Linked DNA regions of Mus musculus: all the other regions are linked to region 4. Evidence: chromatin loops called from intact Hi-C (ENCODE). Cell type or tissue: left cerebral cortex. All regions are shown on one strand. Each heading gives the region's core, and the rest is flanking DNA. Links, peaks and the distances in the headings are about the cores only. Region 1 has its middle 34 kb from the start of Limch1. Region 2 has its middle 16 kb from the start of Limch1. Region 3 has its middle 21 kb from the start of Uchl1os. Region 4 overlaps Limch1 (LIM and calponin homology domains 1).

Region 1 (8,135 bases), core at 3,658-6,157, 290 kb after region 4:
TTGTGTTCTTTCATTGCCTGTGGGGGTGGGGAGATTTCCTGGCTGTGTCAAAAGATGGCCATGTGTCCTCTTATCCAGGAGTCACTGGGCCTCTTAGTGGAGTCTAAGGCCCAGGAGATAAAGTCAATTCTGCAGGTCGGACCACAAGCCTGTGGTGCTGACAGGCTACTCCGAGTTCATGGCTGACACAGTGGGAACCAAAGATTGGGGGCATCAGAAGATGGAGGTGTGTAAAGAAGTGGAGGAGCCTGGCTCACTCAGCACACTGTCAGATGGCAGTGGAAAGGAAACAGGCTCTTGTGAGCAAAAAGCTTCCCCTGAGTGGAAACTGACCCTCCAAGAAGGTGGTGAAAGCCACATACTAAAACTGTGTGCCCATAGTTTCCAGCCGCCACCACAGGACCAACTGTTAGATGTGGGGGCAACTCTTTCAGTCCCTCTTTTCTGGTGTGTGTGTGCATGTACGTCATTTTAAACCAAAGGAAGACTGTCAATGTCCTCTTCTGTCATATGGCACTTTTCTTGAGATAGTGTCTCTCACTAAACCTGGCTCTGGCCTTTTTCACCTGAGCTAGCTGGTCAGTAAGCCTTAGCAAGCCTCCTGTCTGCCACCCATGCAGCAGTGGGGTCACAAACACATGGAGCTACACCTGGCTTGATCACCATCATCACTGCATATATACAAAAGTCAGAACTCAGGTCTACATGGCTGCTCAGCACTCACTTCCATTCGCTGAGCCATCTCCCCAGCTCTTAGTATGTTCAAAATGCAGATTTAGGGAGCCTGTCTCTGGATGGTCTGAAGCAGTGGATCTTCAGGGGAATTCAGGAATTAGTGTTTCAATTTTTTTTCCAGTTAATTGTGTGTATACGTTTCCAGGAGGAGGTTCAATTGTGCACATGTGTGCGCTGTCCAAGGCGGTGTCAGTTCCCTTCCAACTAGAGTTTCAGGTAGCTGTGAACCACCAGACATGAGTGCTAGAAACCAGATTCCACTTTCTGCAAGAGCAGAACAGCTCTGAAACTCCAGTCATCTGGCAAACCTGGAAACGGACTGGGTTTTGTTTTGTCTTTTCTGTTTGGTGGCCTGGTTATTTTGTTTCTATTTTGAGATAGGGGTTTGCTGTGTCCCACCTGCTGGATCACCTGGAACTTGCTATATGGACCAGGCTAGCCCAAATACTCAGAGCTCTGCCTGTCTGACTCTCTGCCTGTCCTGAGCACAGAGACACACCCGGCTTAGCGGATTTGTAGCTTTAACTGCTTCCCAGGGGATTCTAATAAGCAGAGAAGAGGGTGAGCCACTGTGGTGTCGGGATAATGTGCCTATGTTTGAGCAGAAAAACGTCTTTCAGTTATGGCACGTATGTTTGTCCCAGCAGCATTTCAGGTGATCAAGTTAAGATAAGGTACCAGGCACAGAGAGGATAGCTAGAATTTCTGAGATTGCAGGTCAGAAAAAAAACATCTTCATAGCATAGATACCCTTTGGGAGGATTTGTTCCTCTTCCAGCAAGTCCTGCCTAAGATTCACTAGACAGGAAAACAGTCGGAGAGTTGAGCCCATCAGCGGACCAGAGAGGCAGGAAGTTTAAGGACCTAAGAATTTCTAAAGATACCCCTAGTAATTTAAGAGAGAAAAAAATGGGTGTGGAAGTATTATGGTTTGTATTAAAAATGTCCTCCCACAGGCTTGAGTGTTGGAATGCCGGGTTCCCAGCTTGTAGCCTTTGGGAGTCTTTGCAATACAAGTCATGGTTGGCAGAGGAGAGGCAGCATCTGATAGCCCAGCCCTGGCTCTCTGCTTCCTTATCTACTTAGCATAAGAAACAACATGGTGAACCCGAACCCCATCAGCTGAGCCACTCCAGATGCCCTGTTCCCCGTCGTCGTCGTCGTCCCCCCCCCCCCCCCAACCACCATGACGGACTGAATCCCCTGAATCTAAAAAAATTAAAAAATAAAAAAGTCACTTCTGGGACTGGAGCACGACAGGATTTGGATTCAGTTTCCAGCAGCCACTCCTGGGGATCACAACTGCCTGTAATTCCAGTGCCAGGGGATATGACGCCCCCTTTCGGTGTCTTCTGGTATGGCACCATCATTGGCTCGCATGTGACACACATTTCTACACACCCACAAAAGGAGGGAGAGAGGAAGGAAAGGAGGGAGAGGGGAAGGAAAGGAGGGAGAGAGGAAGGAAAGGAGGGAGAGAGGAAGGAAAGGAGGGAGAGAGGAAGGAAAGGAGGGAGAGAGGAAGGAAAGGAGGGAGAGAGGAAGGAAAGGAGGGAGAGAGGAAGGAAAGGAGGGAGAGAGGAAGGAAAGGAGGGAGAGAGGAAGGAAAGGAGTCTTCCTCAGATTGCTTCTGTCAGGCATTTAGTCACAGAGATGAGACATGAAACCTTCTCTAGGAGCCAGTCAGCAAGGTGGCTCCCCCTCGCTGACTGCTGGTGTTTCCTCACTGTGCTCCCACAGCAGAGAGCAAGCATTGGGCTAACACTCTTCCACAGCTGGCCGTGAGAAACCCTGTGGCTTCCATGCAGGGCTCTCTTGATCCTTTCTGCTCCCTTCTTAGGCCCTAGCCTGTGGTGAGAACACTCAGCAGCCTGTGGAGAGCCCCTCACAAGGACGAGCTGGCTCAAGAGCCCAAGTTTGCGGACAACACAGGGCTGTGGGTGTGGACCTTCCAGCCCCGGTCAGGCTTTCAGATGACTGTAGCCCTGGCTAATGGGTTAGCTGTGACCTCAAGAGAGACCCTAAGTGGAGCTACACCCTGATCGTCTCCCAAATTCCTGGCCCTCAGACACTGTGAGGTAATAAGTGTTTGTTGTTCTCAGCTGCTAAGCTTTGGACTGATTGTGAGGCAAGCGGCAATAACACAAATGTCGTCTCCCAATCTAGCTTCTGTTTATCTAAATCATGGAGTGTTTTAGTAAATCTCCATCTCGCTCTCCCTTCCTTTGTCCATTCCTCCTGCCCAGGCTACAGCTTCTTGCTGTGTAGCCCTGCCTGGCCTTGAATTTACAAGAATCTTCTTGCTTTTTCTCTCTTGTTCTCTTACCCTCTTACCCCTCTCTCCCCATTCCCCTCCCCCTCTCTCCATGCTCCATGTGTTCATGGCCGGCCTCTCCTCTCCTCTCCTCTCTTCTCCTCTCCTCTCCTCTCCTCCCCCTCCTCCCCTCCTCCTCCTCCTCTTCCTCTCTCTCTCTCTCTCTCTCTCTCTCTCTCTCTCTCTCTCCTCCTTTCCCAACTCCCCCTCCCATGCCCTAAATAAACTCTATTCTATACTAAAAAAGGAAAAAAAAAATTCTTCCTGCCTCTGAATCCTGAGTGCTGGAGTTACAAACATATACATTCCCAGCAATATCAACTTTTCTTGGAGTGTTTGTGTGTGTGTGTGTGTGTGTGTGTGTGTGTGTGTGTGTGTGTGTGTGCAATATATGTGCACATGTGCAGATCATAAATTATAACATTCCTGTATACTGTACCCAGATCAAGAAATGTAATATTAAGAGCTCAGCTGGGCCGGGCGGTGGTGGCGCTCACCTTTAATCCCAGCACTTGGGAGGCAGAGGCAAGTGGATTTCTGAGTTCGAGGCCAGCCTGGTCTACAGAGTGAATTCCAGGACAGCCAGGGCTACATAGAGAAACCCTGTCTGGGGGGGGGGGGGTGCGGGGGGGGGGGGGAAGAGGAGCTCAGAAGCGCCCTCTTGCCCCTTTCCCACCACTAAAGAAAGCCCTTCCTTGTGAAAGGCAATCACTATGGTCATGAAAATAGCCCTGCTTGCTCCTGGCCTTTCTATGAATGGATGACACTCCTTTGTATTTGGTTTCTTGACCTCATCTTGTGGGTAAGATCTAGCCTTTGTGTGTGACAAGTACCCTGTGAGGATATTTAGCTCAGAACACAGCGTAGATAGAGCACTTTGCCTAAGTGTGAAAAGACCTATGTTTAGCTATTGGATTGTCTTCTTGATCTTAGGAGTTAGTTGTGCACTCTGATCACCTTTGTCAGCTCCATGAAATACACTTTCCTCCCGTATTGTGGGCTTTTCATTCTCTCCGTGGGCTCTTCCAGTGAATAAAGTACTGTGTCTCTCTGTAGTCTAATTTATTATTTTCTTTGTGGTCTGGGCTTTCGTGTCCTGCTGGAGAAATTATTACTTCCACCAACGTCATAAAGATATTCTTGCTTCCTCGTAAATGCTCTGTTTTTATAAATTACATATGGAACTGGTGTGTGTGTGGACTGTAGAGCTTAAACGTTAGAATTCCTCTTCCCTGTGAAGCCATCCCTCTTTGTGCTTTATTACCCCTTTGTCAGAAACTTAGTTACACGTGCTTGATTTCTGGGCTGTCTATTGCGTTCTGGTCTCTGCCCTCCTTTGCAGCACTGCTCTCTAACAGCAAGAGCACCTTGGGTCTTGATGGCTAATACGTTCTTAAAGACTTCAGCCAGCCGAGCGGTGGTGGCACACGCCTTTGATCCCAGCACTCGGGAGGCAGAGGCAGGCGGATTTCTGAGTTCGAGGCCAGCCTGGTCTACAGAGTGAGTTCCAAGACAGCCAGGGCTGGCTATACAGAGAAACCCTGTCTTGAAAAACCAAAAAATAAAAAATAAAAAGACTTCAGCTTAGATCGCTCTTTCGAATTTTCATATACGTTGAAACGATCAATTTCTCAAGGGTCATAAAATCTAAGACTTTTGAGGATCACATCAATTCTGTATATCCTTAGTAACAACTAACTACAATACAAATATGTCAGATAACTAGCATCAAGTGACTAGCTTTTGAAAGAACTGTAGTGGAAAAGCCACAAACAACATAGAGCTTCCACCTACTGGTCACTCAGCCCAGCCTAATGTGAACATCTCTTAGCCTAGCTTAAATATATGTAAACTAGGGAAACTGGCTCTGTCACTATTAAAGAAGATTGGATTCAGATTCTGCCAGTTAACAGTTAACAGTTAACAGTCCTCCTCTTTGGGGCTATGTATACCCTGTAGGTGACTTGCATCTTTAAGAAAGCAAATTCCCTTGGTGATCAGCATCTTCCCGTCTCTCTGGGACACTCCACGCTACCAGCAGAGTTTCTGTTTCCCTACGTTTAGGGAGTCCATCTAGTGGAGGCTAGTAGAATAAATCAGAAATCCTCTTTAAAGATCATCCCCTCCACAGCAGGGGGCACAAGCACTGTACCCCCAGGAAACCGAATGCCTCTGTTTCTCCTTTGTTTGGAACTCTGTCCACATGTCCCTTTTCAATGTTCTAGGAGGCTTTCCACAACCTCTAGAGCAGCAACCATCTAGAGCAGCAGTCCTCAACCTTCCTAATGCTGTGACCCTCCAATACAGGTCCTCATGTCATGGTGACCCCCCGATCATAATATTATTTTCATTGCTACTTCATAAATATAATTTTGCTACTATTATGAATCTTAATTTCCATGTCTGATAAGCAGGGTATATGGTATCCAGGATATCTGATATGCAGCCCTCAAAGGGGTTGAGAATCACTGATCTAAATAACACTGCCCCCGACCCAGCCCTCAGTCTAGCCTTTCTACATCTTTGTTTCCCAGTTTCCCAGCACAGAAGTCATCCCATCCCGCAGAGCCTGGCTCATCTGTCGTCGGTACACTTGCCCTCTGTCCTCCCAGTGCTCTGAGACAGGGAATCATCTCTTTCTTGTCCACTGTGATAGCCTCAGCTTTTACAACTGTGCGCAGCATGCCATAAGCAGTCAATGTATTTTAATTGTTCATTTCAATTGTGTTTGATGTCATGTCAGGGTCTCATTAAGTAACAGGCTAGACTGGACCTCTGTATCCTAGACTGGCCTTGAACTTATGGTCTCTTGCTTCTGCCTTCCAACTACTGAGATCATAGCTATGAGCCACCACATCCAGTATTGTGTGTGTACACACATACACACACACACACACACACACACACACACACACACACACACACACACACATATATATATATATATATATATATATATATATATATAACTAAAATAATGTGCAGCTTTGATTTCATGGAGAATCTTCAAAGAGCATTTTAATTTTAGGTCGAGCCTCAGGCAAAAGTTCTCATCTTCCTTAAGCCAGTTGTAGACAGCAAAGTGTTTGCCTGAAGAGAAATTGGGGGCACATCGTACATGGAGTCAGAACTCTCTGAATATTGGCTCTTGTTTATCAGCTTTTAGAGGCTGAGTGAGTTATTTTGCGATGTACTATTTTTGCCTATAAGGCAGAGGAGGGTTTGTGGAGGGTTCCTTTGAGAACTGAGACTATTTGTATGTCTATGTATGTTGAGCCAGGTGGAATGCTATACACCTTGATCCTGGCACTTGGGAGGCTCAAGCAATTGGCTTTAATTGAGTTCGACACCAGTCTAGGGTTTATTGTAAGACTCTTTCAATAAACAAACAAACTAGCAAAAACCAAAGGTGAGGGTCCCTTGTGTAAGCATTCGGAAGCATTTGGTAGATCATGCGGTGTATGGCTGTACCATAGGGAGGGTTGGAAAGGCCACAGACATGGAAGTCAGGGGGTTCATCTCTCAAAGGACTTTTTAAAATAAGAAGCCTCAAAAGTGTAACAGTATTTCTTAAATAGAGATAAAGAGGGAAGAAGGAAGCTGACAAGATGGTTCATTGGGTAAAGGTGCTTGCTGCCAAGCCCAATGACCTGAGTTCGATCCCGGGGGCCTTGCATGGTGAAAGGAGACAGTCCAAGTTGACCCCTGACCTCCACGTGTGTGCTGTGGCATGCACGTGCCCCTAGTCAAAAACAGATAAGCATGAAACTTAAAGGGAAGAAGGGAGAGTAAGATATCCAAAGACTCAGGAGAGACAAGACACAGTAGAGCGGTAGATGGAGCTAGTCTCCCTTCATTTTGGCAAATACAATCTCCTTTTAGCCTACAGTCTTTCAATTTAAGACACTGCAGTCCCAATTAAGGGTCGACTTCATTCCCATTGCGTATGGTCGGCAAAGAGAAAGCAGATGTCTAAGTGTAATAAAGCAAGAGCTTTGTTGTAAAATAAAATGAAAGTCTGTGTATTTCAGTTGGGTGCCTTTTGGTTGAAAACAGCAGGCCTCACCTCAAAATAGCTGAAGTGGGGGGTGAGAGGAGTTTCTTGCCCACCCCCCACCCCACCCCCGTGACTGTAGAATACAGCGAAAATGATCCAAGCTAATCTCAAGGGCATCAATATGACATCAGGATCCAGTCTGCCTATTTCATTGGTGCTTTTGTTTCCTTGAGATAGGTCTTGCTAAGTAGCCCAAGATGGCCTGGAACTCACTATGTACAGCCCAGGCTAGCCTTGACTCACGATTCTCACCCACCCTTGGTAATATTGGGCATGAAACCAGGCCTTTAATCTACTGCTGAATTACATTTCAGACTTGGTTCAGCTCAAAGTCTCTTGATTCACACCAAAAAAGACCTTAAAGGCAGAATCACCTTCTTGGAGAATGGTCAGTCTGATTGTCTCTCATTGGCCTGGTCGAAGACGCCCGACAAAGGCCAGCACTGGCTGCTGCAGGTTATGTCATGTCTGATGACTCTATATATGTAGTCACAGCCTCTCCAATGTGTCAGCCAAGCAGGCCTGCTGAAAGAGAGAGTGGGCAAGGCTGACTCCACAGAAAACGAGGCCACATGCCACAGGAAGTAAATGCAGAAGGGTGGACATGACAGAGGCCAGCTGGGCTGGGACTTTAAGCTCTGGGTCCATGCTTTGTATCCATAATACAGCAGTCAACTTGTAAAGCTGAGGGCAGAGTCTTGGGGATTGAGCCTGTCTGTAAAGGCCACATCTTATGTAAACAGATCTATTCAGGCTCCGACAGAGAGCATCTAAACCACTCTTCAGTAAGTCTGCCTAGTCTGGGGGTTTTGCTCTGTGTGTGTGTGTGTGTGTGTGTGTGTGTGTGTGTGTGTGTGTGTGTGTATGTCTGTATGTCTGTCTGTCTGTGTCTATGCATATATAGAAGTCACAGGACAACTTGCAGGACTTGGTTTTCTTCCATCGGAGGGATCCTGGGAATTAAAGCCACATTGTCAAGCTTGGCAGTCAAGGGTCTTTAAACAGCTGAGCCATCTCTCTGGCCCAGGT
Region 2 (8,135 bases), core at 2,828-5,327, 270 kb after region 4:
CCACAGGATGGCTCACAACCACCTGTAACTCTTCAGGAGATCCACGGAACTTTTCTGCCCTCCTGGGCACCATACTCACAAGGTACACGTACATACATGCAAGTATACATACACATAAAAATAAAATAAACAACCATTTTTTAAATGTGTAATATATGTATTGCCAAGAGAGTTTTACTCACTAGTTCATTCACTCATTCACTCATTCACTCATTCATTCATTCATTCTACAATTATGGGGACTGAGCCCATGGTCTTGCATGAGCTAGGCAATACCTCAACCACAGAACTCTACTCCCAACCCTTGTTTTCTTTACTTTTTATATTTTGAAGCAGGGTCTTGATAAGTTGTCCAGGTTGGCACTGAACTTGGTCACAGGTTTTGAACTCAAGGCACACCTGCTTTGACCTTTTTAGTAGCTGTGTTTGCAAGCCTGCACTACCATACCCCACTCTACAGCTGTTCCTGTGGTCAAGAGCTTCGGTACTGACAGAGCTCTAAGAATCAAATCCTCCATTTCTGATTCCTCGTGTCTACTGATGAAAGGGATTTCCCCAAGAGGAGTTCCTCATCTCACTTTAACCTTGCTTCTCCTCTCTCCCTGACCCCAGCCCTACCAGTCCTGGCTGCAGGCACTGAAGGGTATGGGCATAGCTCCACCAAGAGCCTAATTCTTCTCTGTCATAGCGCCCAATGGCACAAGAAGTGAATGGTGCAGATATCCCTGCAAGTTGTTCCTAAGCCGGATCCATTGGCAATAGCACACCCAATCTGCTAAACTGTGACCACATAAATCCATACTTTATGTAACCCCAATTCAATTTCCCCTCACCCAGATTCCCAAAATACCCACAGCCTTTTCATCACCATGAGGCACAAGGGAAATCACAATTAAAGGAACATCTAAGAGGCAAAAGACAGCAGTAAAATATCTCTTAGAGACATTCAGCTATTGGGACATTCTGACAGCTCGCTGTCCCAGGGCCTTATAGGAGGACAATTCTGATAGCAGAGAGGAAACAGAAGTTTGGTTAATCCATGTCTGGATGACAGACATAGGTGAGCTCAGATTCGGTTCTATATTTTTTTGTCCATTTCTTGTGGTTCTAGGGCTCAAACTCAAGGCATCACACACACTAAGCCAATATCTCACCACTAAACTAGACTAGCCCGCAAGCCTCTCCATCCTCTAGTTCAGAAGGCAGCACAGCTCTCCAGAGCGCCTTCTTCCTTACCCTTCAACTGAGTACCTGGCCATTTAGACAAAACAATAATAACGTATTCTATTCCTAAAAGAAAACTATGTTGGGGGTTAGAGATGGCACAGTGGGCAAAGCCTTTGGTCTTCCCTGCTTAAAACACTTTAACTTTAAGCAATAAGAGAAAAAACAATGGTGGCTGGTCACATGTAGAGTAGGTTAACAAGAGAATATCAGGAGACAGAACATGTAAGCATTTTTCGTTGCTAAGATCTGCACTTGCTGGGCCAGGTGCAGAGGCTCTGAATGGAGGTAAAAGCCAGACATAGTTGCACAACCACTTGCGATCCCAGCACTCCTATAGGGAAATGGGAAATGGAGACTGGAGCACCACCAGAAGTCCTCAGGCTAGCATACATAGTAGCAAATGAAAGAGAGAGAGAGAGAGAGAGAGAGAGAGAGAGAGAGAGAGAGAGAGAGAGAGAGAGAGAGATCCTGTCTCAAGTTAGCAGTTGAGGGCTAACACCCAAGATTCTTCAGGTCTGGGCAGTGGTAGTGCAGAGGCAGGTATATTTCTGTGAGTTTAAAGCCAGGCATGTCTACAGAGTGAGTTCCAGGACAGCCAGGGTTACACAGAGGAACCCTGTTTTGGATGGATAAATAAATAAATAAATAAATAAATAACAAATATTTTCCTCTGACTTACACAAGAGTGTTCCTATATTCTCACACACAAACACATACACGTGCAGACACAAAGAAAGACAGAAAACTAAATTGGCTGGGGGTGGGGAAGACTCAAGCTTATTTGAATATCTATTCTCTGTAGCAAGCATAACTAAATCAATTATTCTTTAAATATATATCTTAGCTTAGTAAATAATGTAGCTTTTGTGCTGAAGACAACTAAAGCTTATTTAGTTTTAGCAACAAAAAATGCTTACATGTTCTGTCTCCTAATATTCTCTTGTTAACCTACTCTACATGTGACCAGCCACCATTGGTTTTCCTCTTATTGCCTAAAGTTAAAGTGTTTTAAGCAGGGAAGACCAAAGGCATGCTGGAAGAGCCGTGGGATAGTGTAGCCATTTCTATTGGTATGCCGACTGCAAGCCTGTTTCCTGTTCCTTTCAAATGCTAGGCAGTATGGCTGTTTCCTCCGTTCCCATGGAAACCTCAGCCTTGCTGAAGTACAAGTTAATTTCTTTACTGCCATCTGCCTGTAGACCTACAAGGCTTTCTTCCGCTAACAACATGCGGAGAATGAAGTTAGCTTGGAAGCTTCCTGGGCTGTTTCTCCAGGTCAAGAAGCATAGCAGATCCATCTGGACCTCAAGATGAACGAGTTGATGGGAAGATGAAAAGAGTTAAAATGTAGAACATGAGTGCTTTTAATAAAAATGAGGGCCTGCACCAGATAGAGCCTGTCTACAGTCAATCGTGGATGGGGCGGAGCTTAAAGGGTCCTACCCACTGCACGCTGAACTGTCCCTACCGATGGATTCTGCGAGAGGGCAGTCATTGTTTTCAGTGGTTTTGTGCCCACTAAGGGGTCCACCAGGCTCTGACTGGTAGCTCTAAACCCAGGATGGTCCTGAGTAAACCCAGGGGGTCCCCAAAACAACAACAAAGCTTTGAATGTGGTAAGGGAACTTGAAGGGGAGGGGGTGGGGCGATAGGAGGGGGGATTAAAGAGAGTGGAGGCTTATAATATCAGAATGCACTTTATACACATATGACATTATCAAATAAAATTACCAATAAAGGTTAATTTTCAAATGAAGCACTATTCAACGCAAACACTTAAAACAGTTCAGACTAGAGGCTGGGGAGATGGCTTTGTGAATAAGGTGATTGCTGTGTAGAGTTCATATCATCAACATCCTAGCCTATATACAAATCCAAAATAACAAAACAAACAAACAAAAAAGTGAGTGGGCAGAGGCGGAAAGAGTCGGTGGCTAAGAGCACTTGTTCTTACAAATGATGACAGAGTTGGAGGAGGAGAAGGTTTGGTTCCCAGCACCCACAGGACAGAACACATGGATCCTATCTACAGTTCTGGGTGATCTGTCTCACTTCTTGGACATCGAGCATTCACATGGGCGCACAGACACACATGCAGGCAAGACTCTCATACACATATGGGCATGGCAACCCTGCCACCACCCCAGCATTGGCCAGGCAGACAGAGGATCCCCAGACCAAGCTAACAAGCTAGACTAGCTAATTCAAATATCTACAGTTTTATCCAGAGACACTGGCTCACTGAAGTGAAAAGCAAAGAGGAAACACACCCAACATCAACCTCTGGCCTCCACATGGATGGGTGCCCACACACAAGGGAACACATACCCATCACACATGCACACATATGCAAGCAAGACACAGCTTATGTTGGGCAAAGCCTACATGGTGTATATTACTTTTTTAAACCCTAAAATTGGCCAGCTCTCTATATGCTTCTTGGTGATATCGTCAATCAAAGGTCATAAACTAATGAATGACCCATAGTTCAGCTCTAGGCTACAGACATGGCTTTGGAACCTGCACAGCATCTTAAAATGAGGCTTAAAAGAGGCCCCAGCTTCTAGAAATCAGGAAATGCCAGGAAGGAAAACTAACAGTAGCAACCACTGGTTTCTACACCTTCTAGAAAACTTGGAAGAGGAGGAGGAAGAAGAGGAGGTGTCAGTCAGGCCTCCTCTTTGCTTCTATACTTTGCTGTTAGTGTCTGCACCATTGACACCCACACTATGTGCCTTAAATTTGTGCCATGCCCACTTCACAAATGGTAATACAGAAACTAAAACCCAAACACGGGCCTTGTACAGTCTCACAGAAGAGAGTCACCCTTTGGAAGAAATCAAACCGAGATCACTCAAATCCTTCCAGAAAATGGCAAGGCATTCACATAACCTTCGTATGTCCTCCCAGGTACTTACTGATATCTTTCGATTGTTTGTGTCTAATACTGTGGAAACGCTATGTAAATGAGTTTTCTCCATTGTTTAGGGACTAGTCACAATGCACGGGAGACGTCTGTACATGTCCCATACATGCAGAGGTCTCGGTGACCATCGTGGTCAGCAGAGTAACATGCACAAGAGGTAAGAAGGTGGTCGAGTTCAGCAGAGCTCAGAAGAACTCAAGGCTCTTCTCGGCTTCTTAGCAAGTCCCAGGAACACTGGGATACATGAGACCTAGCCTAAAGAAAGAGAAAACTGTTGACCATTTAACACTGTAACTGTACGGCATCTTTAATCCCTTGCTGCATCTTGATTTTGTGATTAAAACTGAGAATGTCGCTCCTCATAAATATACAGTACAGATGGCCGGGGTATTTTTACAACCATTTCAGAAACTGTTGGAAATTTCTGAAATCCTAGACCAAATTCTTTTAATGGTCTCTTTTAAAATGAAATTCATCGTGAACTCAAACAGCAATTTGCGAAATCCAACATTCTGACACATTACAGCACAAAGAGGGGCTGGCTTGATGCTTACAAGCTGAGAAATAATGACAATGAAGTAGTCTTTGTTTTATTTGATTAATCTAGTAAAATTTTCCAATTTAAACATCCTCTAGGCTTGACTCTCAGATGGGGTACTCTGAGTAGCATCTGTTGGCAAGTCCTCCCCCCCACCCCACCCCATTCCACGGTTTCCTTCTCTTAGAAGGGAAGCCCCCACTCTGGGTGTCACAGCTCCCCACTAACACAACACCCCTGACACCTCACACCCCCACCCATCCCCAAGTCCAGCCCGTGCTCACTCTTTGGCTAGTGATCTAGTCTCTGGGAGCCCCCAAGGGTCCAAGTTAGTTGACTCTGTTGCTTTTCCGTGGAGTCCCTGTTCTCTTCAGATTCCTCAATTTTTCTCCCAATATTTTCATAAGATTCCCCAAGTTTCATCTAAAGTTTGGATGTGAGTCTCTGCATCTCTTTCCATCTGCTGCTGGGTGGAGCCTCTCAGAGCACAGTTATGCTAGGTTCCTCCTGACGGCAAACATATAAGAGTATCATTAATAGTGTCAGGGACTAGTGCTTGCCCTTGGAATGGGTCTCAATTTGGGGCAGTCGTTGGTTGGCCATTTCCTCAGCCTCTGCTCTATCTTTGTCCCTAGACATCTTGTAAGCAGGACATATTTTGGGTTTAAGGTTTTATGAATGAGTTGCTGTCCTAATCCCTCTACTGGGAGTCCTTCCTGGCTACAACAGGTGAGCACTTCAGTATCCATATCCCCCAGTGCTGGGAGTCTCAGCAAGGGTCACCCCCAAAGACCGTCTGAGGCCTCTCCCAATTCCAGGTCTCTGAAACATCCTATTTGTAGACATGATCAGATATAATTTTTATATATTAGATAATATGTAATATGTTTTATGTTACTATATACTATATTAATACATGTTATAATATTATATATATTAAAACCAGCATTAAAAAAATTTAAACAAGGTTGGCTCAATCATGACCAGTCACAAGTGACAAGCACTTGTAATAGAGGACCAAGGTCACAAGTTCAAGGTTAACCCTTGTCAGACATGGCACGTGCTGCGTCAGCGTTTCCTCCATCATTCCAGGAAATAATCTAACCATAAAAATGACAGAGCACACATCAAGAGGAAACCTTGACAGTTACCACTAGGGCTTCACATTTTTATTCTCATGTAAATGGCCACAATGCAATCTATTTTCCTTTGCCTCTGTCACCTCAGCAACAAAATCTAGAGCAACATATCATGTGGCCATTAGCTGTTTTCTCCCCCAACATCCCGAGTCATCTACAGCATGGCCTCCCCTGCCTCTGTTTGCAGCCAGTCAAGACCAATGTGCTCCAACAGCAAGCTGGTGATTTCAGAGCAGAGAGAGTGTGGTCCTTCCCAAGAGGGACTGAGGCTTGAAGCCTCCAAGTGACACTAATGTCTCCACAGAGCATCTTCATATAGACTTGCACTATAAAATAATCATACAAATAGCTTATGACATCTTTGACCTTACTTTAATAGATTTGTGCCCCAAGATTTCTGTAACAAATAATCACAATTTGGGGGGTTAAAACAACAAAACTTTATTTTTCTCTTGGCTCTGAAGGGTAAACCCTTCCCGGACACTTTCAGCCTCTTGTGGCTGACAATATCCCAGGGGACATCACCCCAGCGAGGCTTTCCTGTTTCATATGGCTGCCGCCATGTGCATCTCTGCCTCTCCATCCTCATCTTTTGTAGACACTAATCACTGGGTGATTAGAAACCACCGAATGTCTAAAATGAACACATGCATTTAAAAGAAAATAGTATTTCTGGAATAGGACGATGGCAAGTTTGGGACCAGTCTACACTATTTTAGTACAACCCTGTCTCAAGGAAGAAGGAAAAGAAGGGAAAGAGAGATAGAAAAGAGGGAGAGAGAGAGAGAGAGAGAGAGATAACAAAACATTACTTCAAAATTTTTGGCTACTGTGGGTTAAGGCTTGCATATCTTTCTTGGGGCTCTAACTGACCCCACTACCATGTGTGTATATATATATGTGTGTGTGTGTGTGTGTGTGTGTGTGTGTGTGTGTGTGTGTGTGTGTGTGTGTTTCTTTTTAGGCTAGATGCTAATCTTAATCACAGCTCATGATTCAGCCATCATGTTTATTAAGCACTTATAAGCACCATCTCAATACAGAAACGAAATCTTCCCTTCTGTGCCGCTCCTCTCCTCCTCAGCCACCCCAATATCCAGTTTCCATCATTTTGTCTTCTGCTAAAAGAGAGCACCATTTCAAAATTCCTGCCAGTGGACAAAGCGGCGGTGGCTTTCACTGTGAGGAAGAACTGTGGCTTCTAGACGGTCCCCAGTATGACCTGTTTGGCTGCTTTTTCAAACTGCACAGCTAGGCTTGCCCTTGGTTGTAATGCTGATGTGATCTGCAGAACTCGGTGCTTGCCTGAGGCCAGGCTCCTTCTAAAACATAAGCCTGAAGCTCGGTGATGTGCTTGGACTTTGTCAAGTGTGGCTAATTTTATACAGGTATTCTCTGCACAAACAGAATTTTGAAACTTCCATCTCTTTTTCTATGATCTGGGGTGCATTAAATAAGTCAGCCAGCCTTCTTTAAAACTTTAAAAACAAAAGCTTTAAAATAAATAAATAAGAAGGCAGAAGAAACACAGCCTCTGCTGTTTCCCAGGTTCGCTCCAGTCAGACTACCACACGCACACTGTCTTTTATTTTCTTCTTCTTCCAACTTTCTTATGGAGGTTTGTTCAAACAGACTACAGAATTGAAAGAATTTAACAATCCCCAAATTCCCACTCCTTGAATTCTACATCACCATTCTGCTACAGCTTTATTCTGCCACTCTGGATTCCTCTATCTTACCAATCATGAGTCTACTTTATGCTTTCTCAATGAAATAATAATAATAATAATATGTGCATCATTACACCAGCACAAAACCCAGGCTGTGTGTACATGTGTTGGGGTACAGACACACAGGTATACACAGATGTGAGCACTGTGTCCCTACAGGCAGAGGCCAGAGGGGGATATCATGTGTCCCCCTCTGTCATTCTCTGCCTTATTCTCTCGATGAGACAGCTTCTTTCATTGAATCTGACACTGGGCTTGTTGCAAACAAGTTGAAGCGATCCTCCTGTCTCTGCCCTCTCTGCACTGGAATTACAGTCATGGCCAAAGCTCAGCATTCTTTCAAGGGGCTGGGATCAAGGTTCCAGTCCTCCTGCTGAAGCAGAAAGCCTTTCTACCCAGCAAGCCTGCTTTCCAAGCTCTCTAGAGGCAAGCAGATAGATACCTGAACTATGAAGGGAAGGGAGCCTCCTGAACACACCCACTTGGTTTTCCATCTGCTAATTAAACCAGGTACTTTGTTCACCACAGATACAAATAGCTGACAGGTCAGGAGTATGGTGGGAGACACTGGTCTC
Region 3 (8,135 bases), core at 2,870-5,369, 300 kb after region 4:
GCTTAGCCATCTCTCCAGCCCTTGTGTCACTTTGTAAGGAAGCACGTGGGTCCATGGTGTCTCAGAAGCAAGTGCAGGGAGCAGACCTGGCCTCTGAACCATTGTTCATTTCAAAGACAATTTTTGGTTGGTTGTTTTTTGTTTTGTTTTGTTTTCTGAGACAGGGTTTCTCTGTGTAGTCCTGGCTGTCCTGGAATTCACTTGTAGACCAGGTTGGCCTTGAACTCAAAAGATCTGCCTGCCTCTGCCTTCTGAGTGGTAGGATTAAAGGTATGTGCCACCTACCTGGCTTCAAAGACAATTTAAACAACAACAACAACAACAACAAAAACTTGTTTAATAGCTTGACAATTTGTTGGGTTTTTTTAGATTTATTTATCTATTTATTTATTATATGTAAGTACACTGTAGCTGTCTTCAGACACACCAGAAGAGGGCATCAGATCCCATTACAGATGGTTGTGAGCCGATTGATGGGAATTGAACTCAGGACCTCTGGAAGAGCAGCTAGTGCCCTTAACCGCTGAGCCATCTCTCCAGCCTTCAAAGACAATTTTAATGGACAATTTCCAGTGTTAAAATGATTATTGTCATAAATCTCTCAATGTGGATTTCATATGTTCAAATACATATATAAATATCATTATATAATATTTATATAACACATATTTACATATGTATATAATATATGTGTATATCATATATATTTACACACACACACACACATATACATATATATATATATGAATGAACTCAGGTGTGTTTGTCTCAAACAAGAACCAAACCAATCCAAACAAACAAACAAACAAAAAGAAAACAGAAAAAAGGGGGAAAGAAGAAAGAAAAAGACAAAGACAAAGACAAAGACGAGAAAGAAAAAGAAAAAGAAAAAGAAAAAGAAAAAAGAAAAAGGAAAGAAAGCCTGTAACTGAAGTTGCTTATTGGTGGTATATTTGAGTGCAGCAGCTATGGAGGAAAAAATAGAGAGAGAGGAAAAAAAATGTTTCCTGAGAGAAGCAGGCAGCAGGCCAGACAAAAGGGTCTGGAATTCCTCACCACATACAAAATGTGAAATATTTCATTCCCATGAACACAAAGAATATTTCTATAACTGTGTTCAAACAAATAGGATTTCTGTAACCTTCCACAGCAATGGGTGAGCCCTGCAGGTCAGATTTCAGTAAATAACCGAGCTTCCATGTCACCTTTCCTGTTTATGTCTCGCCAGCCTGGTGTCTCATGATGAAAAGCATATGCAGACAAAGGCTCCAGGCTGGGCCAGAGGAACCTCAGTGACCTCAGACATCTGCAAGAGGTCCCAGCAGTCGGCTTATGGCCCTTCGCCACAACGCCCTTGCACCTCACACTTGGGGGGCTAGAGGGGAGGAGATGGACGAGCCACATGCTGTCTTCCTGGTCCAGCTCTGAGTGACAAGGGAAGCAGGGGATGGCTTAGGGGGGACAATGAGGAGGTTCCCCATGCTTCCATGACATGTGGCACCATCTTGCACATGAGTTTTAGGTTGCCACATCCTGGATGACCCCCAAAGCAAAGCGGAATACCACGACCCATGTTTTAGCACCCAATATCAGTCAGGAGTCTAGTGTGGCATGGCTGGGGGTCTGCTCAGGGTCTTGCAAGCTGAAATGAAGAAGTTGGCTGAGCTGGGTCCCTTTCTGGTGGTTCTGGGGTAGAACAGGCTCAGATAGGCTGTTAGCCAAATTCCTTATTGCTGGCTCTCGTCATCTGTGGGCTACCCTCGCTCCTGGACACTCCTCACCTAGGAAAAGCTTAATCCTTTTCAAGGAGTATCAGACCAGCCGAGCAGAACCATTACACCCTCAGGTCAACTCAATTGGGACCTTGTCATACGTGTAAAAATCCCTTAAAGTGCTGTGTATATGAGTGTTGAGTTCCGGGGACAGCGACAGGTCTGTACACGGAAGGCTGGGAAGTGCAGTGACCACTGTGGGACTCTGCTTCCCACAGATTTCTTAGGAACGAGTCTCTAGTCAAATTAGGTAGTCCACAGCGACAGAAATTTGTACTAAATTCTTTGTTGTGGTAGCAAGGGGCAGGCCCCACGTGCATTTGGTGCTCAGAGCCAGGCTAGGCAGGAGACAGCCTCCCTGATGAAGCCCGAGTGCCACATTAGATGTAGCTTTCCAAAGTCCCTCTGGGGTGTTCTGTAGATTAAAACCCTGTGCACAGTCTTTTGAATCTCTAGATACTAACTTCTTTGCTTGTTGTTGTTGTTGTTTTTTAATCTCATGACCCTCATTGGATCACTACAAGATATACACATATCCCAAACCATTATACTACCCCCATAAATGTGTACGATTATGAATCAGGGCAAATTTTAAATAAAAGCAGAGTAGCTGGGCAGGTGGTTCAGTCAGCAACGTGTTTGCCACATAAGCATGCGCCGAGTTTGTTCCCTAGCATCTGTCTTGAAGGACAGACAGGGTAGGAGATGCTTATAAACCCAGCACTGGGGAGGTGGAGGCAGGAGGATTCCCGGAGCTTCCTGGCCAGTGAGTTTTGTCAAATCAGGGAGCTCTCAGTTCAGTGTAAGATTCTTCCTCAGAAATAGAGTGGGAAGTGAGGAAGACACGTGACACAAGCCTCTGCACAGATACACACATGCACACATATATACATACACTACACACACACACACTCACACACATAATATACCATACACACACACTACACACAGGCACACTGGGCACATACACACACATATACACACACATAAACACACTATACACACATATACTTGCACTATACACATGCATGCAATACACACATACGCACACATATACTATATGCAACATACACATATATACAGACATAAACATACTATCTACATACAGTATACATACACATACACACATATATACACACAGTTATACACACATGTAAACACACTAACAAACACTATATACACTACACACAAATAGAAGTATACACACACACTACACACATATATACACACACATGCACACATAAACATACTGTACCCATTACATATACTCCACATACATAAACATATGCATATACTATACACACACTACACAGAAATAGATGTACACACACTCACACACAAGAGAAGAAAGAGCTAGGGATGTAGCTCCATTGACAGGACTTGCCTGGCACGCATGAAGCTCCAGGTTCACTTCCAGCATCATATGAAACAGGCTGTGATGGTACACGCCTGCAATCCTGTCAAAGTCAGCCTAAAATCCACACATCCCTGTGTGGGGTGGGGCAGAGACCAGTCAGGCATAAGACACGGGATTTAGAACCTAAGAATGCTTTTAGTTTCTGAGTCTTAAATCAAAGCCAAAGCCAAAGAAAGGGAAAAAGAGGGGAATGCTAGCTGTAGTGCTGGGGCAAATACTTCCCTAAAGACCTATTTAATTTATCAAAAAATGTTTTGAGATGGGGTCTCATTAACTCAGTCTGGCTTCACACTCACAACAGATCCGACTTCCACCTCCCGGGCTTTGAGATTATAGGCTTGTGTGATCACACTCGGCTCTACAGAGATCTTACACTTTAATACTCTACAGGTGATTTCAGCATTTCCCAATAAGACAGATCTGAATACAATACTTTACTTCTTCATAAAATTGATTATGTAAAACCCATCATTTGGGGGATAAAAATCTAATTCAATGTCAGCAGAGTATTATTAATCATTAATCATGCTAGCTTTTAAAACACATACAGAATAGTGCATCTTGTTACACCGTTTTCATGTATCTTCATTCCTGTTGATCCTCCTCCCCCCAGCCCTCTTCCCCATTCCCTCTGTATAATGGACTTCTGATTTGAACTTATTATTGTTCATTTTGATTTTACCATAAAATAATAAAACTTGGCAGAACTATGAATGGCCCAGCAAAAATATCCAATCCTCAGGGTTCATGTTGGCTAAAATATATCTAGACAAGATCATCTAGCCCAAAACACTGGGCAAAATGAGGGTGGTGTCCACACTGCTCCTCCTGGTTACTTCTGCTTGGCTACAAAAATGCCATAGGTTTTCCTGTACTGCCACCTTGTGGCCATAATGAGCATAGCTTTGAATAAGTCATTTAATGTACTTTGGATGTAAACAGAGAATTTAGGCTTAAGATTCTCTCTCTCTCTCTCTCTCTCTCTCTCTCTCTCTCTCTCCCTCTCCCTCTCCCTCTCCCTCTCCCTCTCCCTCTCCCTCTCCCTCTCCCTCTCCCTCCCTCTCCCTCTCCCTCTCCCTCCCTCTTTTCTCTCCCATCTCTCTTCTCTCCCCTCTCCTCCTCTCTCTTTCCCTTTCTCTCTCATCTCTTTCTCATCTCTCTCCCCTCTCCTCTCTATCCCTCCCTCCCTCTCCCATCTCTCTCTCCTCTCCTCCTTTCTCTCTCTCTCTCTCCCTCCCTCTCCCTCTCCCTCCCTCTTTTCTCTCCCATCTCTCTTCTCTCTCCCCTCTCCTTCTCCTCTCTTTCCCTCTCTCTCATCTCTCTCCCCTCTCCTCTCTCCCTCTCTCCCATCTCTCTCCTCCTCCTCCTTCTCTCTCTCTCTCTCTCTCCCTCTCTCTCTCTCTCTCCCCTCCCCCCCCCCACCCCTGCATAATGTCTGGTTGCTGGTCTCTGAATCTGTTACCATCTGCTGCCAGAGGAACCCTTTCTGATAAGCCTTGGATAAAGCTCTGATTTATAATTGTAGAAGATTATCATTAGAATTGTTAGTTGGTTGGTTTGTGATCAGTAGTTGTTAGATTTTATTCTAGGTCTTGTTTGTTTGTGATCAGTAGCTGTTTGGTTTTATTCTAGGTCTCTGAGCTATCTAGTCTCTGGTTCTCTGTTACCCAAGCAGTGTTTTGTGTGGGTTTCTTCTGGAGTGGGCCTTAGGTCCAATCAGACACTGGCTGGTTGCTATGCCCACAAGTCCTGTGCTACCATTGCCTTAGCATATTCTGCAGCAGGATAGATTGTAGGTGGAAGGTTTTGTGGCTGGGATGGTGTTCATGTTTCTCTCTAGGTAGCCTGCAGAGTGTGTTCCTTTACCAGAGAGACTAGAACACAGGGGTTAAGACTCCACACGGGCACAGCTTGGCTTCTCCATGCTCAATGAGTTGTGTGGGTGTTGTCTTCAGCAATGTGGCCCTGTTGCCAGTTTTCAGAGAGCAACCTTTTGTCTCAGCATCAGTGTGGGGTGTTTGGGGATTTCCATGGGACCCCCTTGGCCAGCAATTCAGGTGAATACAACCTAGTCCTGCCACTGGATGCCTCACCTGGGTACAAAAGATGACCAGCTGAGACTCTGCACCCCTCATTACTAGTACTCATTAGGACCACCTAAACATGCAGGTCTCCATCAAATCCCTCCCTTCAGAGCTCAGGGGAGCCGGTGGAAGAGGAAGCAGAAAATGTAAGAGCCAAAGGGGGTGGAGGACACCAGGAGAAGAAAGCCCTTTGAATCATAATCAAAGTGCATACGGGCTCCCAGAGACTGAAGCAGCAGTCACGGGCCCACAGTGGTCTGCACTAGCTATCAGCTGAGCATCTTTATGGGATTCCTGACCATGAGAATGAATGGGCCTGTGACTCATGTGCCTGCTCTTGGGACTCTCTTCCTCCTGTGGGGCTGCCGTGTTCAACTTCAATATGATAGCTTTTGTTTCATCTTATTACATTTTGTCATGTTGGTTGTTGTCTCTTAGAAGCCTGTTCTTTTCTAATGAGAGTCAGAAAGGGAGTGGGTCCGGAGGCGAGGGGAGGGGAGGGGAGGGGAGGGGGGAGGGGAGGGGGGAGGGGAGGGGGGAGGGGAGGAGGAACTGGGAGGAGTAGAGGGAGGGGAAACTGTAATCAGGATATAGTGTATGAGAAAAGAATCTATCATTTTCCTAATTTTAAAAATATTATTTACATCGGTGTTCTGCCTCCAGGTATGTCTGTGTGAGAATATCAGGATCCCCTGGAACTGGAGTTAAAGACAGTTGTGAGCTGCCCTGTGGGTGCTGGGATTTGAACCCCAGCCTCCAGAAGAGCAGTCAATGTTCTTAACTGCTGAGCCATCTCTCCAAACCCAGCATCTTTTTTTTTCAATAAAAGAAAACAATGGGGGGGGGAGCCTAAATTTGTATTTAAACATCCGAATGCTAGATATTTGAAGGTTTTCCTGAAACTATTAGAGACATTTTTGTTCTATTAGTTATATATGAGTCTCATTATATTTTCATATGCATATAGAGTGTATTTTGATCACATGGCCCTCTCCTCTCTCTTCTCGCCCTGTCCCCATCACTTCCTTCTTCATCTTTTCTGTGCTCTAAAGAGTTTAACTGGCTTAGCTTACGGAGCACGGCTGAGAAGTACTACAGATATTTTCATTTCACTCAAAGCAAATAAACCCACGAGCCCACGTTTTAAAAATGCTTTTGGCCCCATCGTTCAGATTTCCAGTTAAACAATTCCCTTGTTAACACTCAGCACCACTGGCCAGGCTCACCGTGTAATACCCCGAGTAACCTCGGAATTCTCCAGAGGTCATCACGGGACACAGCCCCTCAACCTTGAGCCAGAACCGTGGGCTGAGGCAATCTTCTTTTGTCTATAACTTAAAACACAAACCAAAACAAAGAACAAAACCCAAACAGGGCTGGCGAGAGCTCAGCAGTTAAAAAGCAGGTGCTGCTCTTGCAGAGAACCCGTGTTCAGTTCCCCGGCATCCATGATCTTCTCCTCTAGTCTCTATGGGCTCGCATGCATACACAGACACACATAAATAAAAAAAAAAAATCATTTTTCTTTACTTTTTTTTAAGATTTATTTATTTTATATATATGAGTACACTGTAGCTGTACAGATGGTTGTGAACCTTCATGTGGTTGTTGGCAATTGAATTTTAGGACCTCTGCTCACTCAAGTTCCTGCTCCCTCCGGCCCAAAGATTTATTATTATACATAAGTACACTGTAGCTGTCTTCAGATTCACCAGAAGAGGGCATCAGATCTCATTACGGATGGTTGTAAGCCACCATGTGGTTGCTGGGATTTGAACTCAGGACCTTTGGAAGAGCAGTCAGTGCTCTTACCTGCTGAGCCATCTCACCAGCCCCAACAAATCATTTTTCAAAAAGAAATTAAAAATCTCTACCCTCAAAAGTGCAAATAGCTCTTGACCCTTCATCTTACGGGAGACTGAATGTGCCATCTTACCATAAATGACACCATTGTGGGTTGTGAGCTATGAGTTAGGAACTTGGAGGTTTTTTTGTTTTGTTTTTTGTTTTTCTTTTTTCTTTTCTTTTTTTTTTCTTTTTGGTTTTTCGAGACAGGGTTTCTCTGTGTAGCCTTGGCTGTCCTGGAACTCACTTTGTAGACCAGGCTGGCCTCGAACTCAGAAATCCTCCTGCCTCTGCCTCCCAAATTCTGGGATTAAAGGCGTGCGCCACCACACCTGGCTTGTTTTTTTGGTTTTTGTTTTTTTTAAGGTATTCTGGTAAGGAACCTGGTCTGGTTTGGGGTCCGCAAGATGTTCAGCAAGTAAAAGTGTTTGCTGTTTAGCCCAAAGACCTGAACCCACAGAGTGGAAAGAGAGAACTAACTCTCAGAAGTTTGCTCTATGTTCTCCAAAAACATGCCACGGTGCACACACACGTGTATGCATGTGCGCACACACACACACACACACACACATACACACACATACACACTTTACCTTTTGAGGGAGGGGCAGGATGTAGCTATGTTGCTCAGGCTAGTCCCCAAACTCCTAGGCTCAAGGGATGCTCTTCCTCAGACTACCAGGGTGTGCACTATGCTCAGCTCTCAATTTGAACAGTTTAAGTCACATCGAAAAGGTTACTCAAGACATGGCCACATGCACAAAGTCCTACATGTATTCTTCTTGCACAATCCTGTGGGAGACGGGTGGCCCTGACATCCATCCCACCCTGCAGAACTGGGTGTGTGTGTGTGTGCACACTTGACACCAGGCAATCAGATTACACAAGGAGTTCACGGTAGCAAAAGCATGCCTGTCTCCCTGAGGATGATAACCCCAGTTGAAAAACCAATCAGGTAAACAAAGAAATGCTTTAGAAAGACCACACCATTCGAAGAGGAAAAAAAAAAAACTGTGT
Region 4 (8,135 bases), core at 2,995-5,494:
GCTGCTTTGTCTCTCTAACTAGTAATAATTGTCCTATGTACATGTTACTATGACAACAACTGTTCATTTATTTTTGAGAAAGTAGTTTGTTGTTGTGACTGTGTGCAAGCAAGCACACGCACACATACACACATACACACACACACACACACACACACACACACACACACACACACACACACACACACACACAGTGAAGGAGACATAGGCTACCAAACAAAATTGATAAGGTTTTCTCAGAGCCTAAGTTCTGTCATAAATTCTTCTATCCTAATTATCACAAGGTCACATTGTATCATTTACATAAGTAAGAGGAAGTGGATCTCTAAATGATGCGATCAGATACCTAGATAGCCAGTTACAGAAATGTATTCCCACCTATGTTCTGGGCTTCCTCATCATAACACTTTTACGGAAGGTTACACCATCCATTATCCTGGCCCCAGGTGAAAGGAAGTACAGAAATATTTGAGTCACTTGAGGACACTGCTAGGCACGCACACACACACACACACAGAGATCTTCAACTTCTCTTGAATCTCAGGAAGAATTTATTTGTTCCCTTCTGCTGAATGTCCTGGGTATCTATCCTAGGCTCTTAGCAAAGATGGAGCCATGAAGAATAAACGTAGAGTCTTTACCCTGTAAGGGACAAACATTTTCAATCAATCTGGATGAGATGGCCAGGCATTCATCTTTGTTTTTTTTTTTCCAGCAAAGGTACAGATAGATATATTTAGATACTTAGATTTATTTAAACACAAGTCGGACAGTAGGTTTTAAGCTCTCTCTGAAGCCCAGTAGTGAAGGCCTACTGAGCTCACTGCTTGGGCTGTACAGAGTTCCCCCTAGCCCTAGTGGCAGTGCAGTAGCTCCTATTGATACACCCTGCTTTCCTGCAAGGACAATATGAACTGACTTTTCTTTGGAGCTGAAGGAGCTTAAGACGCAGGCCAAACGTTCCTCTGTATATCGGAGGACACTGAAATATGAGCAAACGCAAATATGCTTGCTTGCCAAAGGGCTTTTGGTTCTCAAAAATGATTTTATAGAATCTCTAGTAACACAGCCCAATTTTCCGCTCGAGGAAAACCCTGTCTTACCTGATGACAAGCACACCCCATGCCACCATGTGTCTCATGTGCTATTTTCCTCGAGTGTAGCAATTCTTTGGATAGAGTGTAATTTCTTCCTATAAGATATAGCTGTATATATTTTTCTTTTTAAACAAAAGGCAAACACGGTCTGACTTTGCCGTGCACCCTGATAACTACAGGTTTGGAGGATCGCTAAATGAGGATTGGTTTACTCTGCTCTATGAGAAACCATCACATCAAACCAGAAAACAGACCTCGCTTGTCAGGTGACTTGTCTATCACTGGGAGCCCACTAAGAGGAACAAGAGAAGTGAGAGGAACACCCATCCCTTAAGTATCTGCAAGAAAAGCTCCTGAAATATGTGTATCATGGTCCACGATAAATGTGTTTGGCTTTTGTTTGACAAAAGGCTTCTGTCCACAAGCTACCCACAATTCGGTTTCCTTTCTCTCTCCTCCTCCTCCTCCTCCTCCTCCTCCTCCCTCTCCTCTCTCTCTCTCTCTCTCTCTCTCTCTCTCTCTCTCTCTCTCTCTCTCTCTCTCTCTCTCTCTCTCTCTCAGAATTCATCCTACCTTAAAAGTCTTCAGAACCTCTTGAGAGTTTTTGGGCTGGGAGTAAGGCCTGGGTGTCAGCATAGGCACTGTGTTTGGAGTGATGATTTTGCTTGGAGACCCAGTGCCTGCTGACGCAATGCTCTCTGGGACACTGGTGCGAGCTATGGTGGTCTCAACCGTGGCAGTGAACTTGGGTGGGGGCAGTGACTGCTGCCGCAGGTACTTCATGGGGCTGGGGTCGTTTGGGAAGGAGGACACGTTTGGCTCTGTTGAATGGCTTCTTTCCAGGATTTTTGGCATCTCCAAGCGTTCGAGGACAGCCTCACTGATGGTGAACCTCTCGATGTACTGCTGGAGGATCCCCTCGGCCTCCTCCTGCGACCTTGCGTTCTTGTACGCCTCATGAAGTTCCCTCTCTCTCCGCTCTCTGTAGGATGGGACGAGGGGAAGAAGAGCAATAAATATCTAGGAAAGTTGCAGAGATTCCAACCAAGGTAGAGTAAAAACCAAACTATAAATAGTAATTTTGGCGCCTGGGCCACAGCATGGCTTAGAGAAAGCATGACTAGACACTACTGTGCACTGGCGACACAAAGACCCACTTTTCTTGGACGATTTCTCTGTAAGTTTTGATGCTTTTCCTCCGCTCACTTGTCCCATCTTCCCCAGACATCAGCTTCTCCATTTTTTTCCTTTCTTCCTCTTTCTTGATCAAGTCCTGAGAAGCGCTTCTTCTCCGGCTCTTCCAGCGAGCCAGGTCCTGGGGAGAGAGAGAGAGAGAGAGAGAGAGAGAGAGAGAGAGAGAGAGAAAGAGCATGTTCATTCTCAGCCTGCACAGAATTCCCTGCCTGTGACTCACGGACCTATAAGCGCTAAGGCACTATGCTGGGACACTTCCAGACAATCCTGTGAAAGTCTAGTTGGAATAAGGATGCCTGGAAGGCAGGGAGAGAAACAGATAGTGTGAACACTATCATTAACAGGACAGCAATTTATTGAGACAGTGCGGTGTGACACATGCAATCAAAGTTCATGTCATTTGGCAAAGTTGATAGAACTGTCTTAAAGGTAATATAGAAAACTCCCCCTCCCCCCCTTTCCACCTCTGCATTGGAAATAGATATCCTGGCACCAGAATGGTAGAGATTCATGCACAGCTTTCTCTTGGATGGGAGTGAAGACAGAACAAGTGGCTCTGGAGTTGAGTCTTCCGGATCCACCGAGAGGGTATGTGTGAATTCCTCTGGGCCTCGGGAGAGCACAGAGACCTGTCCTACAGGTAGTTACAGCACAGTGAGGGAGCGGCCTCTCGGTTAGAAGGGTGAGCTGGAGATGGGGAATAGCCCAGTCTATTTAGCGTGTGCATTGTTCAGTGCTTCTTGGCCTCTCTGAGCTCATTTTTATCTTCTATAATTGGGGGCGGCTGATCCAACCCTGCTTACAATCTTGGGAGTAAATGTGATGACACTTAGACACTGCTGTAATATCATGACATTATGCTAATTTTGGAGAAGTCAACTTTTTGACTGATGGTGGAGTCAGGTTTACAACAGTGACCCCTCTCTCTCTGCTAATCCCAAACCCGTCCTGCCTTCGCTCTTTGCTGCTCAGTACAACGGCTCTGAACTCTCACCAGCCTCTCCCACCTTCCTTTCCTGATTTGAATCTTGCCTCTCAACTCACTAGCTACGGAACTTTGGGCAGTGACTTAGCTGGGCTGGGGCTCATCTGTGGATGTATAACCGTTGTTAGTTCACAGTTACTAAACGATGAATTACCCAGAGCAAAGTGTTTCGAACAGTGCCTGCTACTGGTACAATTAATGCTGACAGCTTCAGTCATCGTCGTCATCCATCAGTCTTAAATACAGAATATTAAAAGACAGCACACCACAGCTCTGCGCCTATCCTAGTCGCCTGCCTCCCATCCTTTCTCTTTGTGACCAAGCTTTGGTCTAGAGTACCTGCTGCTACACACCAGTGTCGGTTTCTCCTCTCTCCACGTTCCCGCGGACCTCTCCTTTAATCTTTACCCAGGCCGGTCTCTGTCTGTAATGCTGGGGCGGCCCTTCCCAGCATGACTTTGAAGTCCAAGTTACCCTCCCAGTCGGGTGGTCGGCTGAGTCCCTCCCCACTGCCCGCGGCCTTGGCCAGAACTCACATCTTGCCATTTGTCGTCCTCTTCCCTCAGCTGGTTATTTATCAGCTGCAGCTGCTCCTGGCGGGCCCTGCTGTGCGGCAGCACCGCTGCCTCCTCCTCACACCGCATGTCAAACATACTCGTGCTCCTGATGCGGAGAGAGCAAAAAACAAAAAGCAAGCAGCATGAGAGTCCGCGGCGGCCTCCTTTCGCCACTGCACACCGCCGCCTGGGGGCGCTACCGGGCTGAGAGCCGCTTCTTCGCTCTGCAGTGGGAAGCAGCCGCCAGCAACACAGCCAAGAGGAGATGCCTTTGTCTTCATTGATGGCCCTGAATGGGGGAGCTTTCTAGAAAGGTGCCCGAGAAAGGGCCAGGAGAAAGTATCTAAAAGGCTCGCACTCCTCTCATTCAGAGGTATATAATTTAGGGAGGATATATGTGTTGGAGGAGGTGGCGGGCGGGAACATTCCATTGCAGTGGAATTTCACACTGCACTTGGTGAAAAGAGAGAGCTTGCCTGATTTACGTGCGCAGAGATGATTTCTAAACTTTAAAAGAAAGTCATAAGGCCTCAAGAATAAGACACCATCTTTGCATATTTAAGTTAAGGCTGGGTGTTTTGTGGCTATTTCTTTTTCTTTTTTTCTTTATATAATAACATAATTGATAGTTCATCTTGGAATCAAGAAAATAAGGCATTTTGTACTAAGAAGAAACACACACATAAATGAGGGTACACTTTGCACCCTAATGTGCTCCCAACTGTTTTGATGTATTTTTGACGGGATTCCTCTGATTTTACTTTTTGAAGGGAAAGGGCAGGGCGGGTAATGAGGAAAAGCAACCCTTTTGGCTGTGCCTGCAGTTGATAAACTCTGCAGGAGCTTGCTAAGACCACAGAGCCTCTGTGATGCTCACACAGACCTGTTAAGAGCAAGCATTGAAGCAGCAGGGTAACACAGGAGTAGAGACCAAAGCAAAGCCCCCTCCCCTCCCCCATGGGGGAGGGAGACTAGCTCTGAGACCAAAAGGTCACCCGGATCACTTACTCAGGAAGTTAAGTAGGAACATACTTAAGCTTGGGAGTTCAGGAGTTAAGAAAGTTAAGGAGAAACCTTCTAAGACCCCTAGGTATAGAAGAGGGTGATAATCCACGTTTTTGAAGATGGCTTGCGCACGGGGTGTGTGTGTGTGTGTGTGTGTGTGTGTGTGTGTGTGTGTGTGTGTGTGTGAGGGGGGTAGGGGGTGCTGAGGGGGGCAGGGATAAGACTTGCACTTGGAAACCAACTGACTCCAGGCATCATCAGAGGTGCACACAGCAGGAGCACTGTGGGGTGAATCTGCACGAGCTGGGTTCCTGACCCCTTTCTCCAGGTGCTGGACATTGAAAATCTAACCTGAGATTACAACTCAAGGCTAGAGTGTTCGAAGAATTCAACTGCAGGGATGTGTGTGTGTGTGTGTGTGTGTGTGTGTGTGTGTGTGTGTGTGTAAGTAGAAAAGTCTAACCCATAATGGGTTTTTTTCTCTCACATAAGTAGGTCTTCTAGAGATAGATGGAAACTCTTATACTTTTTCCCCCTATGCTTGGAGGTGAGGGGACGGGTCTTACCTTTAAAATAATAATATAGCCAGTTACTTTGAGGCAAATTACAATTTCTCTACTAAGGCTTTCAGAGGAATAAACGTCTCTGAGCTGCACGTCTTACAGACCAGTAGACAAATTGTGGGGAGAGAGGAGGCCCCTGCCTTTGCTGCCTGTGTTCCAAAGGGCAGAATTCCAGGTTGACCAAAGTAGATGGCCATAGAGCATTGGTTTCTGCAGGGGTGAGAAGGAAAGAGCTGGCTTCCTCCGAGGACGGGATTCAGTTCCTTCCCCAGCCAGTCACTGAGTGAGGTCCTCACAGTCTTACCATCTCCATTCCCACTGTGAAGCTCCAACTTAGCGTAGCCCAAATGTGGCCAAAGGCCAGATAATTAAGTGGGACTCTCCTATATCAGGAAGAACTATCTCCCTAACCCAGGCTTTTTGTATTTTTTTAAAGAAATATCAATTGTTTGCATAAAAGAATCCGAAAAAGTCCAATTTGAAGTAAGAAAACTCTGAATAAAATGTTCCCTGACATTCCCAAGATGCAGGCCCTCCGGCAGAGTCCTGTTGGGAGAGGAGCAATGCGCCATTGAGGAGAATGTGAGAACATGGAATGACAGAGAGATCCTGCCTGGCCAGAAGGTGGAGATTTCACTATGTCTATGGTAAGTTTACCCTGACATATTTAATCAGGACACTTTGTCTTTTGATTGGGCTATATCTTGTATGTCAATTAATTAGTGTAGTTTATGCCAGTAATTGCCTTTAAAGATTGTTGGGAAAGGGAGAGGGGAAAGAAACTACAAGACAGTAGTATCCAATTCTATTTTAAAAATTAACTCTTAGCATCGCCTTGTGATTTTGTTCTCCCCATGACTCGTGTCAACAGCACCCTCTGTAAGTGATCATTTGGCGCTCTTGTATATTCTCAAATAAAACCTCTAGACAACAAGTTCCTTGAGTTCTTACTGGTCCACAGGGATAAACAGCAGAGAAGGGGGTGCCAAGCCCCACCCCTTTAAACAGTTCCTAACTTTTTCTGTGCCTGGGGTTTCTAAGGCAAGCTTAGGCAAGGTCTACAATCTTCTGAATGTAGTTTCCTTCCCCAAGATCCACTCTGAGCAAACTGTCCTGCAGCCGCACGTCTGGGGGGAATAAATCCATCCTTCACAATGTTGCTGCTCATCAGATCAGAGTAGGGCTTGGCCTCTCAATCGCATGCCTCCTCCTGTCAGCGATGTGAAATATTGCCGCTGAAGGATTTAAGAGTCATACCCAGGTCTCAGTTTTACTGTTGGCTTAACTCATTGCAGTCAGTCAGGCACAGGCTGAGTTGCATTTTGGGGACACGGAGGTTCTGTCTCCTAGAGAACTACATAATTCTAGACTGCCCATTGGAACTTGGCAATGGAATGTGAGCGCTCAGGGTTAAGACTCCTCAACACAAACACAGGGAAAAGCATGATGGGAAAAGAGTTGTCTAAAGCCCCCATCTCTGCCTAAATACCATTATGGTTGTCATCAGTAGAATTGACATCTGTGGGTTCTACGCCCTGATTTGCTGTGGAACTTGGGTCAGGAGAGCAAGCAACATCCATCGTTCTGCTGATGGCCAGGTCTCTGTCAGGCCACGTGGACACTTTTGTGCAACTCGTGTTGGAATGAAATATTAAATCCTTTTCCTCAGAAGACCAATCACCACACCCAAGAAGATCATCCTGAAAAACCTTCGGCCTTGTACATCAAGGGCACAAGGTTCTGCTTACAGGAAAGCCAACTTTGGGACAGAGTTTGTAAGGTCACAGATGGGGTGAATACGATTTTTCTCAACCTGGGATGTGAGGTGCAGGGTAGGGAAGAGACCTCTGTTCCAGAAGAAAAGCAAGCGGTAGGCAGAGGAACCCGGGTTCTTGTTTTATACCCTTGACCCCTTGCTATGCCACAGAACTTGAACAAAACCCCAATGTTTGGGTCTTAAACATCCCACAGTTTATACAACTCCAACCTGGTAGAGACTTGGGCTTCTGAATCTATAATTAGTGGTTTAGGATTTGGTTGGTTTTTTTTTTTTTTTTTTTTTTTTAGTTTTGGGGAAAAAAGTGACTGTAAGAATGACTACTTCTTTGTTTAGGCTAAGCCCCTGTGCATTGGGAGTTAAACTGCAAACCTCATGACACCCCCTTCCCTAATTCAATGGTTCAGGAAGGGTACCAATGTCCAAGTCATAAGAGCGGCTTGAGCATGCCAGGCAGTGGGAAATGAGCGGCAAAGCTGCAGCATTAGCCACACATTAGCATCATGCTTAAGTTGCTGTCTCCATCACTTCCCCTGCACAGAACACACGACCCCGGTGGCACCCCGGTGCTCGTCTGTGCACTGGGCTGACTGTGCAGCTCTCTGCAGCCTCCGTTGCATGCCAATTAGTGGTAAGTACAGGAAGCATGCAGTTTAGGCTAGTGATTAATGTGATCCTATGAACACGATAGATGCCACTTACTCTGCGTCATCTGACACAGGAGTTCTGGGACCGTATCTACAAGATCAAATACAAAATTAGAGAGGGCTGGCAGAGAGCGGATGCTGTGACCAACCTGGAAAAACAAACTGTGGGAGAAATCAGTTCGTGTCTACCAAACCTTTTTTGCTGGTCATGCTGTAAGAGAAATGTTGTTACACAATTAGCAATATTCATTAGCTACTTAAAAAAAAAGCCAAAATCAAAGCCTTCATATTTCCAAAGGGTATAAAGTTG

The links. Hi-C counts contacts between places; a loop is a spot of excess contacts. Peaks named below come from ENCODE experiments on the same cell type or tissue, not always from the same donor. Only the 100,000 strongest peaks of a DNase experiment are listed, where the experiment ranks them.
Region 1: it touches region 4 in a loop (3-fold over the local background); 23 of 42 quality-filtered maps call a loop at or near these places.
Region 2: it touches region 4 in a loop (3-fold over the local background); 14 of 42 quality-filtered maps call a loop at or near these places.
Region 3: a loop joins it to region 4, with 3 times the contacts of the local background. A loop is called at or near these places in 24 of 42 quality-filtered maps.

What each region holds. Positions count from the first base shown.
Region 1 is chr5:66,707,611-66,715,745 of GRCm38, reverse strand. No RefSeq gene overlaps it. Among named protein-coding and RNA genes, the nearest start is that of Limch1, 34 kb to the left of the region's middle. In left cerebral cortex, for the core only: CTCF peaks have their summits at 4,920 and 5,133 (motif pointing right); a DNase peak (open chromatin) is centred at 5,078.
Region 2 is chr5:66,725,343-66,733,477 of GRCm38, reverse strand. No RefSeq gene overlaps it. Among named protein-coding and RNA genes, the nearest start is that of Limch1, 16 kb to the left of the region's middle. In left cerebral cortex, for the core only: no CTCF peak of the experiment used is centred there; a DNase peak (open chromatin) is centred at 3,932.
Region 3 is chr5:66,693,220-66,701,354 of GRCm38, reverse strand. No RefSeq gene overlaps it. Among named protein-coding and RNA genes, the nearest start is that of Uchl1os, 21 kb to the right of the region's middle. In left cerebral cortex, for the core only: a CTCF peak has its summit at 4,067 (motif pointing left); a DNase peak (open chromatin) is centred at 4,065.
Region 4 is chr5:66,992,924-67,001,058 of GRCm38, reverse strand. Limch1 (LIM and calponin homology domains 1) reads right to left here. Exons shown (of 26, transcript NM_001001980.3): 9 at 7,881-7,916; 10 at 3,813-3,939; 11 at 2,255-2,412; 12 at 1,671-2,079. Gm33040 (a long non-coding RNA gene) reads right to left here and starts at 1,583. Exons shown (of 2, transcript XR_376998.1): 1 at 1,104-1,583; 2 at 1-642. In left cerebral cortex, for the core only: a CTCF peak has its summit at 4,016 (motif pointing right); a DNase peak (open chromatin) is centred at 4,017; H3K4me3 peaks cover 774 bases.